Regions from separate parts of the Homo sapiens genome. Here region 1 is linked to region 2. The links are chromatin loops, found by intact Hi-C in ENCODE. Cell type or tissue: Caco-2. All regions are shown on one strand.

Evidence for each region. Peaks named below come from ENCODE experiments on the same cell type or tissue, not always from the same donor. Only the 100,000 strongest peaks of a DNase experiment are listed, where the experiment ranks them.
Region 1: it touches region 2 in a loop (5-fold over the local background); 2 of 110 quality-filtered maps call a loop at or near these places.

Annotation. Positions count from the first base shown.
Region 1 is chr4:99,216,177-99,224,176 of GRCh38, forward strand. It overlaps ADH6 (alcohol dehydrogenase 6 (class V)), which reads right to left and starts at 3,070. Exons shown (of 9, transcript NM_001102470.2): 1 at 2,959-3,070; 2 at 1-86. The coding sequence starts at 2,976. The region is part of intron 4 of LOC100507053 (a long non-coding RNA gene); the gene reads left to right. RefSeq lists a promoter at 3,014-3,412. In Caco-2, no CTCF peak of the experiment used is centred here; a DNase peak (open chromatin) is centred at 3,075; H3K4me3 peaks cover 978 bases.
Region 2 is chr4:99,154,050-99,162,049 of GRCh38, forward strand. It overlaps LOC100507053 (a long non-coding RNA gene), which reads left to right. Exons shown (of 10, transcript NR_037884.1): 3 at 496-3,530. It also overlaps the pseudogene PCNAP1. Among named protein-coding and RNA genes, the nearest start is that of ADH4, 14 kb to the left of the region's middle. RefSeq lists an enhancer at 3,169-3,734. In Caco-2, no CTCF peak of the experiment used is centred here; no DNase peak of the experiment used is centred here.

The DNA.
Region 1 (8,000 bases), 62 kb after region 2:
TTTGCCTTTGGTGGGGCCACTTCTACCTCTTCAATAGAAAATGGTGCACCAGGCTTCCAGAGTATGGCTGCTTTGCATCTGATGACCTGGGAAATAGAATACAGGGGCAGAAAGAGAAGCTCCTTAAGCTTGGGAGTTGGAAGATTGCTATATTAGTGATTATAGAATCATTAAATTGGATTAGTCCAACTTTCCGCACTGCAGAAAAAAAAAAGAATAAATATATGCTGAAGGTAGTCTTTCTGACCCCAATTTAAGTTTTCTTGTACTATCAGCCTCTGTATTCAAATTAGTTTTGAAAATACCAACTATATTTACAAAATGTAACATGACCAAGAGGATAGATGTCATACTTTTAAAGATTTTAATTAAAAAAATTGTGCCTATTGGCCAGGCACGGTGGCTCACGCCTGTAATTCCAGCACTTTGGGAGGTCGAGGCGGGCGGATCACAAGGTCGGGAGTTTGAGACCAGCCTGACCAACATGGTGAAACCCTATCTCTACTAAAAATACAAAAATTAGCCAGGTGTGGTGGCCTGCACCTGTAATCCCAGCTACTCAGGAGGCTGAGGCAGGAGAATCGCTTGAACCTGGGAGACGGAAGTTGCAATGAGCTGAGATCATGCCACTGTACTCCAGTCTGTCAACAGAGCGAGACTCCATCTCAAAAAAAAAAAATTGTGCCTATTTATGGGGTACATGAAAAATTTTGTTAAATGTATATAATGTGTAGTGACCAAGTAAGGGTATTCAGGGTGTCCATTATCTGAGTATAATACATTTTTGTTGAGCATAGTGACCCTACTCTGGTATCAAACATTGAATTTATTCCTTCTATCTTATTGTATGTTTGTACTTTATTTTGTTTTTGTTTTTGAGATGGAGTCTCACTCTGTTGCCCAGGCTGGAGTGCAGTAGCACGATCTCGGCTCACTGCAAGCTCCGCCTTCCGGGTTCATGCCATTCTCCTGCCTCAGCCTCCTGAGTAGCTGGGACTACAGGCGCCCACCACCACGCCTGGCTAATTTTTTTGTATTTTTAGTAGAGACGGGGTTTCACTGTGTTAGCCAGGATGTTCTTGATCTCCTGACCTCGTGATCCGCCCACCTTGGCCTCCCAAAGTGCTGGGATTACAGGCGTGAGCCACCACGCCCGGCCATGTTTGTACCTTTTCACCCACTTCTCATCATCCTCTCCACTCACCCTTCCCAGTCTCTGTTATCTATTTTCCCACTCTCTACCTCCATGTGTTCAAATTTTTAGCTCCCACGTATGCGTAAGAACATGTGATATTTGTCTTTTTGTGCCTGGCTTATTTCACTTAAGATAATGATCTTCAGTTCTATCCCTGTTGCTGCAGATGACAGGATCTCATTCTTTTTTACGGCTGAATAGTACTCCATTGTGTATATGTACCGCATTTTGTTTATCCATTCATCTGTTGATGGATACTTAACGTTGATTCTATATCTTTGCTATTGTTAATAGTGCTGCAATAAACAGGCAAGTTCAGGTATACCTTTAATATACTATTTTCCTGTGGGTAGGTACCCAGTAGTGGGATTGCAGGTGTCATACTTTTTATATTACTATGAATAAAGTGGCCTGGTGGCTGTTTCAGGGTAGGAATGGCATTACAGTGTGGGAGTTATTTGTGATCCTAAGCATGGGAAAAATCAGTTTTGGGGTGGAAGGGTGAGTTATGGAGCAACGAATGGAGGCAATCATCAAATGGTGTCTCTTGGCAGATTGAGGTTGGAGAAGTTGTTGGTGGCAAGGTAGTTCTTAAAGGTTCTGATTTCAGGCCACCACTGTTGTCACTATAAATTCTCTTTCTGTGTGGTCTTATCTATTTTTGCAGATTCAACCACTACCTTTATGTGAGTAAACTATATTTATGGGACATATTTCTCCCTAAGTTATAGGCTAATGTATTCATTTGCTGTTTGAAGGTACTGGAGGTATCTCAAACTCAACATGTTAAAACATGAACATATCATTATTTCTTCTTCCCATCTCCACCTTCCACCACGCTCTAGTGGACAAAACACTCAATATATTCCTCCCTCTGCTACCTCTATTCAACTAGCAGCCATGCGATGTGTTCACTCACCCAAGTAGAAACCTGGGAAGTAGCCTCAATTTTTCTGTCCCTCAATCTTCACAGTCTAAATTTTTCTAGGATATGTGTCTTTTCTCCACTGCTGCTAGTACTAAAAAAGCTTTCTGCTTTATCTCTTTCTTGCTTTTACCACCTTCGAAATCACCTTTATACCATTGCCATTTGAAATATAATCCTAATCACACCAATCTCCTATCTAAAAATGATGTTGTTACCATTTGCTTACCTGGATCCGCTGACATCAGGATTTTCTCTCTGTCAGTCTCTCCAACCTTATTTCCTGTCACTTTGTGTTTCAGGCTTTACCTTTCAGCCCCCAAACATATTCTGAAGCTTCTTGCATGGGATATTTTCTCAGTCTCTGTATTACTCCTTATGTTGTTTTATCTGCCTGCACACACTTCTCCTTTACCTGGTGAATTCATATTTCTCCAGTGATTTCCCCTTCGGTATCACCTCTGGGAAGCCAAGCTGGGTTATGAGCTTTTCCTTGAGGCTCCCATTCTCTTTCTACTTTACTATCCTTGTATATTGCTTTATAATTGCTCTTTTATAATTATTGTCTCTCTGTGAGATCCTTGGAGAAGGGGATATATCTTTGACTCTGGAAATTCTGATAAAGGGCTTGGACATTACTTATTGAAGAGATGAAAGAACTGAGGGAAGTCAAAAGGGAATTAAGGAAAAAGGAGAGGAGGAGGAGAGATACTATGATTATGACAGCCTCTCACCTTTAGGAGCCCAGAGACTAGCTGGGTGATGAGATGTTGGTAAAGAGATGAGCACACAAACTGACAAAGATATGACACAACATAAAGAATAAGACTGCACCTACTTGGCCTGTAGTACTCATGCTGATTTTCTCCACCGCAGATGAATTTATTGAGAAAGGGAGATCCTGTAGCAACTTTCACTGTAGAAAGTACAAAGGTACACAGGCGACTGGTAGATCAGAAGGCTGGGTCCTGAGCTTTCTCTGTAGTCTGGTAATTATTAAACAGGAAAAGTAGGCTCTCCCGCTGCTTGATGGAAGTTCCTAAGTGTAATCTGAAATAGGCTCATCTCAGTGAAAGAGCACAAAAGGTGAAAATGCAAACTATTTTTTTCTCCCTTAATCAAACAGGTCCCCTCTTATTATCCATTTTTTTGAGTTTTAAATTTGGACTTTTAAATGTCCAAACTTAAAATTTCTAACAGAGTGTACAAAAGTATTTCTTTTCTGTTGTTTTCAAAATACAAAAATGGTCATATTTGTCTCTAAACTTGAGTAATTCTTTCAGGTTTCTGAATGTAGGCCCCTTGTTGACAGATAAGGATGGTGTCAGATTTTCTCTAGTAGTTTATCAAGAGCTCCTCACTCTTTGGTTTGCAGAGCTGGTTACTCAGAGGAAGTGAAACTAATTTGCATACAGGGCCTACCAACTTGGATTTGGACCCTAGAAAATCTCCGTGTGTGGACCTGGGTCTTGACCCAAGGCCCAAGGATCTTGATGAAGAATGGAGATAAAATACATTTCCAATAAAAGGCAACACCAGTGGGCAGGGTTTAGCTAGAAGACAAGAGAGAATAAGTAAATGCTTGTTCTGTGTCAAATGATACAATCATATGATTTTTCATTTTTAGCATGTTGATATGGTAGATTACATTGATTAATTTTCAAATGTTGAACCAGCCTTGCATACCTGGAAAAAAATCACACTTGATGTATAATTCTTTTTTATATATCAGTCACTGGATTCACTTTGCTAACATTCTGTTAAAGATTTTTGTGTCTATATTCATGAGAGTTATTAATGTTAGTTTTCTTCTTTTTTTGGCACCATCTTTGGTTTTGGTGTCACAGTAATATTAATTTTATAAAATGAACTTGGAAGTATTTTCACCTCTTCTATTTTATGGAGGAGATTGTGTAGAACTGTTATTCATTTTCATTTTTTCTTTTTAAAGATAGGTTCTTGCTTTGTCACCTAGGCTGAAGTGCAGTGGTGTGATCATAGCTCATTGCAGTCTCAACTTCCCAGCTTCAACTGATCCTCCCACCTCAGCCTCCTGAGTAGCTGGAACTACACATGTGTGTCACTAAGCCCAGCTAATTGTTGTATTTTTTGTAGAGGTGGGGTCTCATTATGTTGCCCAGACTGGTCTGGAGCTTCTGGGCTCAAGTGATCCACCCACCTTGGCCTTCCAAAGTGCTGGGATTACAGGCATGTGCCACCATTCCCAACCTATGTTAATTCTTTAAATGTTTGGTAGAATCTCCTTTTTGAGATGTCTTAAGTTATAAATTAAATTACCTTAATAATTATAAGGTTATACAAATAATCTATTTCTTATTTCATGAGTTTTCATACTTTGCAATTTTGAGGAATTGATCAACTTTACCTAAATTGTCAAATTTATCTGTGTAGAGTTGTTAATAGTGTTATTCCCTTATTATCTTTTTGATGTCTGCAGTGTCTGCAGCCATATTGTTTTATTCTTTTTTTTTGAGGTAGAGTTTCACTCTTGTCGCCCAGGCTGCAGTGCAGTGCTGTGATCTCTGCTCACTGCAACCTCCGCCTCCCGGGTTCAAGTGATTTTCCTGCCTCAGCCTCCCGAGTAGGTGGGATAACAGGCGTCCGCCACCATGACCAGCTAGTTTTTGTATTTTTTTAGTAGAGGCGGGGTTTTGTTATGTTGACCAGGCTGGTCTTGAACTCTTGACTGCAGGTGATCCACCCGCCTTGGCCTCCCAAAGTGCTGGGATTACAGGCATGAGCCACCACGCCAGGCCATTTTATTCTTAATATTAGTTATTTGTGTCTTCTTTTTTTCTTAGTTTATTAATTTTGTTGAACTTTTCAGCGCTCTTGTTTCTTCCATTTTTCTCTTCTGTTTCATTAATTTCTGTTCTTATTTTTCTTATTTCGTTTCTTCTGTTTGTTTTGGGTTTGTTTTGCTTTATTTCTTTTGTTTATTTCTGTCTGGGAACTGAGAGAAAATGTATATAACCTAGATTTCTGAGAACTTAGAGGCCTTGCTAAACTGTGATTTGGACAATGGCTAGGAGATAATGAGACATGGAGTTTGGTGGGGTTGGGGTATGGCATGGGTGGGTTCCAAAACAAAGAACTGCAAGTGTGAAGGCTCAGAGACAAGAGAGCCTGAGATCATTCTTTGAGGGGCAGACTTTGGGGGAAGCATTGAAAGGACCTCAGTGTGATTGAGGCATTGAATTCAAGGGGTGAAATGACAAAATGTGAGAATAACATGGAAGGTTGATGTAGAGAAAGGAGTCGCAGGCTGGGTGCAGTGGCTCACACCTGTAATCCCAGCACTTTGGGAGGCCTAGGTGGGGGGATCACCTGAGGTCAGGAGTTTGAGACCAGCCTGGCCAACATGGTGAAACCCTGTCTCTACAAAAAAAATACAAAAATTAGCCAGATGTGGTGGTGCACCCCTATAATCCCAGCTATTTGGGAGGCTGAGGCATAAGAATTGCTTGAACTCGGGAGGCAGAGGCTGCAGTGAGTCAAGATCATGCCATTGCACTCTAGCCTGGGCGACAGAGTGAGACTCTATTTCAAAAAAAAGAAAGGAGTAGTTGAGAATCCAGGAGAATCTACTCAATTGGTAACTGGCTATGTAATTCTGGAAGTTCACTGTACTTCTTTGGGTCTTGATTTCCCTCTCCATAAATGAAAGAGACAGTCAAGTGATGTCAGAGCTTACATCAGCTCATATCCTGTAAATGCTAAGTTCAAGAGGTTCCTCTAACAAATGGCTTCTGTTTGTGGGGTGGAATGGGTTAATACCATTCTTGCCTAAGAGTCTTTGCATAAGCTCTGGAGGCTTGGCCTGCATTTTTTTTCCTCTCAGGGAAGTTTATCCCAGATCCTCTATAGCACATTTTATTCTGTTACCACACATCGTGCTAATGTTACAAAGGCAATATTAATGTTTTACCACTGGTGCCAACATCAAATGCTCCTAAGTCATAAAAAAAAGAATTATCAAGTCAATTCCAATAAAGTGTATTTAAACAGAAGTAGTATTTCCTGATAGCTATTTCAGCAATGTAAATTGCATGAGGTCTTTGTGAATAAGTTAATGAAAAAAGCCTTCTTCCTGGGTTAAGTTCTGGAATTAAGTTTCAAGGTAGGGATAATACTGTTTAAAATAAATTTCTAGGGCTCATTAGTAGTCATTACCTATTAGTCATAGTTAATGTGAGTGGCAGAAATGGCAGATTTTCTGTTCTTTTTATTGCTTCTCAACTTTGCACAAGTGGCCATTCCATAAATAAAAGCATGCTTTCCGTCAAATTGTTATCAATGCCTATCTCATCTCCTCAGATAATTAGATTTACTCTTTGCATTTACCCCAAAACTTTGGTGACTTTGATCTTTAAGTATTTTTGAGAATTAATTTTAAAAATGCACGATAACTCTGTGTTTTCTAACCTTCAGCTTAGTTTTTCTCACAAACACTGTTGTATGAAACATTGTGTTAGCCTGATGCTTTGAATATGAATACCTGCAATTTTGCTAAATTCTCAGCGTGTTTGTTTTTTCTATAAAGGTGAAGCTTCTAATCCACTGTTAGCAATGTAGGGGTGTCTTTTGCTTTTCTAGGACTAGTGATGGATGGATTTCAATACTCCCTCGCTGTTGGTGACTGATGGAATGCACCCATTTGAATACCGCCTGGGTATAGGAGTCAAATATTTAGTTAAAGATTTTTAAAGATAGCTAATTAAAGGTAAATTTAAAAATTCTATAAATCTATTTGATTACATTGTTTTTTTATTATTATACTTTAAGTTTTAGGGTACATGTGCACAATGTGCAGGTTAGTTACATATGTATAAATGTGACATGCTGGTGCGCTGCACCCACTAACTCGTCATCTAGCATTAGGTATATCTCCTAATGCTATCCCTCCCCCCTCCCCCCACCCCACAACAGTCCTCAGAGTGTGATGTTCCCCTTCCTGTGTCCATGTGTTCTCATTGTTCAGTTCCCACCTATGAGTGAGAATATGCAGTGTTTGGTTTTTTGTTCTTGCGATAGTTTACTGAGAATGATGATTTCCAATTTCATCCATGTTCCTACAAAGGACATGAACTCATCATTTTTTATGGCTGCATAGTATTCCATGGTGTATATGTGCCACATTTTCTTAATCCAGTCTATCATTGTTGGACATTTGGGTTGGTTCCAAGTCTTTGCTATTGTGAATAGTGCCGCAATAAACATACGTGTGCATGTGTCTTTATAGCAGCATGATTTATAGTCCTTTGGATATATACCCAGTAATGCGATGGCTGAGTCAAATGGTATTTCTAGTTCTAGATCCCTGAGGAATCGCCACACTGCCTTCCACAATGGTTGAACTAGTTTACAGTCCCACCAACAGTGTAAAAGTGTTCCTATTTCTCCACATCCTCTGCAGCACTTGTTGTTTCCTGACTTTTTAATGATTGCCATTCTAACTGGTGTGAGATGATATCTCACTGTGGTTTTGATTTGCATTTCTCTGATGGCCAGTGATGGTGAGCATTTTTTCATGTGTTTTTTGGCTGTATAAATGTCTTCTTTTGAGAAGTGTGTGTTCATGTGCTTCGCCCACTTGTTGATGGGGTTGTTTGTTTTTTTCGTGTAAATTTGTTTGAGTTCATTGTAGATTCTGGATATTAGCCCTTTGTCAGATGAGTAGGTTGCGAAAATTTTCTCCCATTTTGTGGGTTGCCTGTTCACTCTGATGGTAGTTTCTTTTGCTGTGCAGAAGCTCTTGAGTTTAATTAGATCCCATTTGTCAATTTTGGCTTTTGTTGCCATTGCTTTTGGTGTTTTAGACATGAAGTCCTTGCCCATGCCTATGTCCTGAATGGTGAT
Region 2 (8,000 bases):
CACTACACTCAGCTAATTTTTGTATTTTAAGTAGGGATGGGATTTCACCATGTTGGCCAGGCTGGTCTCAAACTCCTGACCTCAGATGATCCACCTGCCTTGGCTCCCCCAAAGTGCTGGGATTACAGGTGTGAGCCACCGCGCCCAGCCGGAAAAGATTCTTTATGGCAATAAGATGTCAAATTATAAACAGGATCTAAGACCATGCCAGGTAAGGGTTAAGTCTCCACCCCAAGTAAACAATGTCATATGTTACATGCATGTTCATTCAATATACATGCATCAGGACCACGTCCATAGATATTCATAGCTCCCCTGTTCAATGAGGGGACTTAGTCTTATTAAAAACTTGGAAAGAGGGAATCCCTCAAAGATTAATTACAACCCAAATGGAAGGGCCCCTATCAGGTTATTTTTAAGCACCTCCACTGCTGTTAAATTTCAGTTGAATGACTAGCTGAGTACACATGTCCAAAATTAAACCTGTTTCTTGAGTCCCTGCAGGCACCTGAGAAAATCACAACCCACACTTGCGAACCCCTAGGAGACCTAAAGCTGTGGTTTTACAAATAAACAGATAAGTAACATTCCTACTCTTTCCTATAGGTACTCAATCTTCTTAACAACTCCCATCCCACACAGGTTTGCATCCCCAGCAGATACATATGGCTATGTGGTCACCCATTCGATCAGCCTATAAAAGACTTGTCTTATTTGATATTGTGAAACCCATGGTTATCAGTGTATATGAAAATGTTTGGTTCAGGGGTCAATGTACAATATGACAAGCAAAGTCCTCTAATACACAGTTATATAAAATCACTCACCTGAGAGCCAAGTGGACAATTGGCCTTATATTGGCTGGAGTTGGAGCCCCAGAGGGAAAATTTGCCTATTATTAGGCAACTCTTCAAAACTTTACTTATTCGTTTCTAAACACTGTCTCATAAAATGGGGGATGCTTTAGATGAATTAAGATTAGCACTAGATTACTTATTCGTTGAAAATTAGCACTAGATTTCTTATTGGTTGAACAAGGAGGAGTGTGCACCATAATCAATATAACCTGCTGCAGTTATGTAAACACCTCAGGTCACATAGAAGAAGATATACAGAAAATACATGAACAAGCTGTGTGGTTGCGTAAATATAACCAAGGCACCAATCCCAACTGTATCTGGTCAGCCATTAGAAGCACCCTCCTGAGTCTCACTTGGTTGTTGCCCTTCCTAGGAACTTTGATAGTTGTCTTATTATTAATCTTTGGCCCTTGCTTGTTTAAATTCTTGGTAAAGTTTGTGTTTTTTAGATTACAACAATTCCACATAAAGATGATACTGACACAAAGCTTCCAATCCATCCCGTCTTCTGAACCGGGAAATAAAGACACCCTGCCTTTAGGTGTCTTTAGATCTAGATCAGGCATCTAGAGATTTTTACTCCTCCAATACTTGGCAGGGTCTATGCCCGTAGACTCATCAGGATACCATGTAAATGAGGACCTCCCTTGGTACCCCAGAGGCCAACTGTAGACCCTTATGAGAAAATCCTGTCCCCAAAATGAACATCCACTGTCAGCAGGAAGAAGTTACAGAAGACCAGCCTTTGCCCTTACGATTAAGGGTCCTCTTGTAAGTAGAGAGGGGAATGTTAGGAAAGCAGGAGCCTAGGTGATCCAGAGTGACACCATTTTAAAATAAACTCCACCTGAAAACTAGCAAGGCATCTGCACACATCTGTTTAGCAAGTATATACTTCTGTAACTGGAATAAAAAGCGTTATTTTAGAATATGCCTATAGTTTGTAATAATTAGCCGAGGGAAAAAAAGTTCACATTGGTGTAGGAAAAGTGCCCTAATGGTCATGGGTAATAATGGGACCGTGGTTCTGGTCAGTGATTTGATGGAAGGGGTGTAGATAATATATTGTTGTAAATAATAAAAATAAAAAATTGTTGTAAGTAATAAAAATAAAATAATATTGTTGTAAGTAATAAAGTAGGAGAAATATTTGGTCTTTTGCTTTTGGGTTAGTGCAACAGTAGTACCATTACTTGGAGGAGAAGTTAGAGAAGGACAAGAATAGGCTTGAATAAGATGAGTGAGAAGAGAGAAAAATTCCGTAAGTGGAGATGGCCAGGGAACACCAGGGCAGCAGAATCTAACTCTGAATTTAATGCTGTTGTCTGTTCATATTGCACTGCGCTGTAATCTCCCTATCTTTCCTAAACCATTGGCAAAGTCTGCTATCCACTGGGGCCTTGGGTCGGTGGTGCTTTGGGAAATACCAGAAGAGGGAAAGTACGGCAAATGTGCAGTGTCACAGATGATAGGAGGAAAGCTGGCCAGTGGGATGATTAAAACAATTTCGGTGGGAGTGGGAATTCAGACCATGTAAATGGTCTGAATTAAGAAAATTTCAAGAAACAAAAAATGTTTCTAATGAGCCAAAGTGAAAGCTCTTCATGATTTCTTTATAGAGGCTCTCTAGTGCTTGTCCTAATTTCCTGAAATCTCATGGGTATCTTACTCTCCTGGTGCCCGCCTCAAACATTCACTGTAGCAATTATATGAGCAGCCTAGAGAATCCCAATCCCAGTGGTCTTGCTCCCTGGATCTACTTTCTCTTAAAAATCATTCCCCTAAGTTTCCGTCACTTGGTTGAAGTTTAGTAGATATCTCCACATCTCCAGCTAGAACAGCACCAGAATTTCAGGACTAGGGCAATAGAGTCTGATATTAAATTCTATTTCTATCTATCTATCTATCATCTATCTATCTATCTATCTATCTATCTATCTATCTATCTATCTATCTACAGAACAATTTGTGGGATAGTAGCTTTGGGGTCCCAGATCTAGGATGGGCCTGGTCCTCCATGCTGGTTCTCCTGGGTGATATTTCTGTTAGTTTGAACAGTAATCACACTTTTATTACTGTTTCATCTTTTTTTTTTCACTCTTAGACTGATTTTATCATGTGTATAAAACATACACACACCTACATCTCAAGGATAAACATTAATCCTTGAAAAATATGTGGTCTAAAACTATATTGAGGAGAGAAAGATAGGACACTTTAATTGCCACATGATTAACACGAGGTCACCACACAGCTTTCACAAATCTACAAGTCATTCTATTTAGGCTGAGTCAAGTTCTCCCTTGGGCCAGCCAGAGCACAAATAATGGAGCAATGTGACTCTTCAATGACAGATCTCTGATTTCCAGAAAAGAGACTTTGAAATACCCAATTCTAGTAAATATGCAATTAAATTTCCAGCTAAATGACCTTTGCTCCTGTAGTCTTCATCTTGGGGAAGGGAAAGAAGTCTTATTCTGTTTAATAGTTTGATTTTTATAATAGGGTTTGTCTCTGTTATAAATCTTGTTTGATATTTAAAATGTTAGCTAAGAGAAAACTTCTGTTTGTTTTTATTTAGTGGGAAGAAACTAACCCTCATTGAGTGCCTAGTTAACATCAGGCACTTTGTACACATAATCAATTGAATCTTGACCACAACCCTGTGAGGTAAGTATTATGTACCATATTAACAAATAAGACAACATGCTTACCCCGTTTGATCTTTTCAGTGTTTGTTAGGGAAGCAGAGGTTTGATTTGAAGTCTGTTTGATTACAAAGTTCATGTTTGCTGTCAAATTGCTGATCTTGAAAGTTTTAGGATGTTCGATGAAATTTGGGCTTTGTAGTCTCCCCTCTCTTGCTGTTATCTGTAAATAGAACTTTGAGAAATTGTTCAGTTTTATGTTTGAGAGATTGTTTACATTTGAGATTTTGTACTGTTATTGTTGTAAAGTTAATGGTTACTCTATCGGATTACTACTTTAGGTCATAGTTAGAATGCAGGAAAAATATTTTTTCATCATTAGATGAGTATCTGTAAGTCAACAATTCATACTAATATAATTATTTTAGTATTGAGATACCAGGCAAATATAACTTTTCTGTATTACTCAGATTTTACTTAAACATTACCTCTTCAAGGTGGGCCTCCCTAAATCTCTCAGACTAGGTCAGGACCCTGAGTTACAAGCCACCTATACTTTTCCTTCATAGTACTTTAAACTTTTATTAATACTTTCAAAATTTGGTGGGCTCACTTTTATCTCAGTTTCATCTTGCGATTTCTCTGGGATGAATATAACATGCAAGACTGAAGTGCACTTGCAGAATAGCAGGGAAACGTTCACAGAATGGACCTGAGCTGCCCTGAGGCAGGGTCAGTGTAATGGGTTATTCCTCAAGAAAATGAAGGTCAGAGACTGGAAGATAATGAAGAAAGAGACACTGAGTTGTCAAACATCGCATATGTTTTATTGGATATTAATGAAATACGAAATGAGTGATCATATGTCAAACACCTTCACATTCTGCTAGTGGTAGAAACAAAGCACAGTCGTCAAATCAAATAAAAAAACCTAAAAGCCAGAGAACATAGCTCTAAAGACAATGAATGCCATATTTTCTAAAAGGCTTAGTACAAATATAAAAATATCTAAGTATTTTATACACACACATTGCTATTTTAGTATTTACAGTTTATCTTAGGACTATACTTTCAGAGTTCATTTCTACAGTTCGTTACAGCTTACCTCGAAAACTAAAATCTGCTTTCCAATCTAAAATAAGTCTACCTTTTCATTCTGGCTTGGAACAGCCAATAATCTTTTTCTAATATTTACCACAATTTGTAATCATCTATTATTTGTGTGTTTATGTGTTTAATGTCGATTCCCCTTATGAGACTGTAAGCTCTGTGAAGGTAAGGACCGTGTCTGTTCTGTTCAAATCATGTACTCAGTGCCTCCCTACTAATAATGCCTGACCTACTGTCATTTTATAGACTACTTGTTTACTGAATGTGGAGTGACTAGGGCCAGGAACGTCTGCACACTGAGCCAGCTTGAAATAATGACAGAATAAATTTGGCCTCTGTAGCATGAACGTTAATGTTGCTTAAAAATCTTTCTTGTTGACCGGGCTTGGTGGCTCATGCCTGTAATCCCAGCACTTTGGGAGGCCGAGATGGGCGGATCATGGGGTCAGGAGATCGAGACCATCCTGGCTAACACGGTGAAACCCCGTCTCTACTAAAAATACGAAAAATTAGCTGGCCTGGTGGCGGGCGCCTGTAGTCCCAGCTACTCGGGAGGCTGAGGCAGGAGAATGGCGTGAACCCGGGAGGCGGAGCTTGCAGTGAGCCAAGATTGTGCCACTGCACTCCAGCCTGGGCAACAGAGCAAGACTCTGTCTCAAAAAAAAACAAAAAAAAAAACACCAAAAACCCTTTCTTGTTAAAAATCGTTTCCTTTAATCTTAGATCTGCATTTAGTCATTGTACGTTTTGCAGATCCATGGATGATTCTGGGTTTAGTTCTTTGTGAGACTGCCAGAAACTCCCAGAGGCTGGATCTATGCATAAAGAGAGGCCATTGGAGAGAATGTCTACTGAATTGCTGAAGACAATTGCTACCGAGAATAGATCGTAACTTAGGAAGAAACAATTCAGTACCAAAAGAGTAATTGGAGCCCTTCTGGAAAACACTAGTAAGGTACCTCAAGACTTGTAGATGCTAGATAAAAATAGCATGCTGTTGAAGACTTTTAAAGGCCTAATTTTACGTTGTGCACATGTACCCTAAAACTTAAAGTATAATAAAAAAATTACATAAATAACGTTTGTTATAGATGTAAGTTAGGGTGGTTTTAATCTATCTTCCCCAGGTAAATAACTGTATAATTATATTTTGATAATGGCCAGCAGGTCTTTACATTCTTCAGGTTTTCTCTTCCAGATATATGTACTATCTCTTGGTCTATAGATGGCACTCTAGCTATCAGGATACCATGAAAAAAAATCTGGGATATTGGAAAGGGCACATTTTTTTTTGAGGTCATCAGGGTGCTCAATGCAAACCATGGTTGAACACTTAAAGATGTCCAGTAGCTGCTTGAAGATTTCCTGATAAAGAGCTACAAGCACCATGTTCTGCCAGCAGTCATAGGCACTTGGATTTTCTCTCTTCAGATTTAGCTTCTTCTCCTTTTGTCAAACTGCCTGGACAGAGATGCAATTGCTCCTGGTCCTAGAGTCTGTCCACAGCCCTCAACTTTCTAGTTGTTATCTCCCCAGAGATAATATGAGTTGTAATCTTCCAAAGATGCTAGATGTCTAGAATCATTTCCAGAATGCTCCCCGGACCATCATAAAAATAAAGCACCTGCTAATTCCCCCCAGGACTCAAGTCATGCCTGTTCATGTATCTTCCATTCAATTTGCAGCATATCTGTGGTTTAGGACAGTCTTTCTCGAGTGATCCATAGTGAAGGATGACTTTTTGTTTGTTTTATTTTCAGTGTATTGTGGACTGGTACTTTGTGTAAAATATAATAAAATTAGTTGTTAGAAATGTAAAATCGTAAATAAAAACAGACATACAAAATACAAACTGCATTTTTTATTAGTAGATTCAAAAGACAAAATTACTCTGCCAATGTGCTATAGTAGTTTCTTTTCTGACATTTAAAATTCAGATTAAACTTTATTTAAATCAGAAACACAATTCTTAAAAATTGCATTTAGAGTCAAGATCCCTTTTATAACCCTCTTGTTATAAAAATCAGAAGGAATATTTGTAAGTAAAGCAGATATCTCTCTAGGTTAATGAGACCAGATTTGACTTTGGATTTTGTACTTTAAATAGATTCTAGAAGATAGATGAAAAAATATGTTATTTACAGAAAACCGCATCTACCTGTGTATTCAGAGGCATAAATTTTTTGATGGAAATGACTTCAGTACACGCTGGAATCTCAGAAGCAATTTTCAAAGAGCTTAGTTTTATTTTCTTGGATTCTAAGAATTTCTAAAATCCTTTTTCATCCTCAATTTTGGGAGCCAAATAATACTTTAAATGTTCCATATCCGGCAATCTTATACTCTACAGCAAGGGGTGCATCTGCAGACATACTGAGTGTTACTGGGAAGAGAGAGTGGAGTGCCTGTTATAAAGAAATTTAAGTAACTTAGTGCAAAAGTTAGCTGAACTGGCCCATTCATCATTATGGCAACAGCCTCCTCTTCTTTATTGTAATTACTTGTTTGTGGCAATGTTTCCATGTCCAAGTTCTCCATTTGCAGAAAAATTCACTCCATCTTTTGCACAAGAAATTATAGCAGACTCTCCAATATGACTGAGATCTTGGCATATATGAACAAATTCACTAGAATGCATCTTTATTACACAGCTGTACTCTTGTTCTGGAATTTCAAGTTGCTCAACATCTAGAGTCATTAACTTCAATTCACAGTCTAAAAGTTCTCTTGATTTAGTGCTTCAAATTCTAGCACCAAGAGATCCATAGTACCTTCAGCCCTCCATGTAGTGATGTCTTCACTGCCATTGTTGTATTTTAGCATTTTGGACATGCTGGTGAGGCTCATGCTCATGGCTAGGTTGTGGTCACAGTGGTATGTGTTGAAGCCCTGGTCACACAGGGTTAGCTGCACTAAGGAAATGTGTGATACTTTCATGCTGTGTAGGTTCACCTGCTTGAACTGTTGTCCCAGCAGGCCTATCTCTCACATTGAATAGGGCTGACTGTGCAACTAATAAGATGTTGTGGAGATGACAGTGTGTGACATCTGAGGCTATGTCATAAAATACATTGTGACTTCTCACTGTTTCTGGGAGAAGTCAGCTTTCATATCACAAAGACACTCAAGCAGCACTGTGAAGAGGCGCAGGTGGTAAAACTGAAGACCTTCACAAACAGCCAGCACTAATTTGCCAACCAAATGACGGTCTTTGGAAAACAGATCCTCTGGCCTCAGGCAAGTCTTCAAAGACTACAGTCCCAGTCAACCTTTCACTGCAACCTCATGGTAAACCCCGCACTGGTACATCAAGCTGCTCCTGAATTCCTGACTCACAGAAACTGTGAGAGAATAAATGTGGTTGTTCTGGGACACTAGGTTT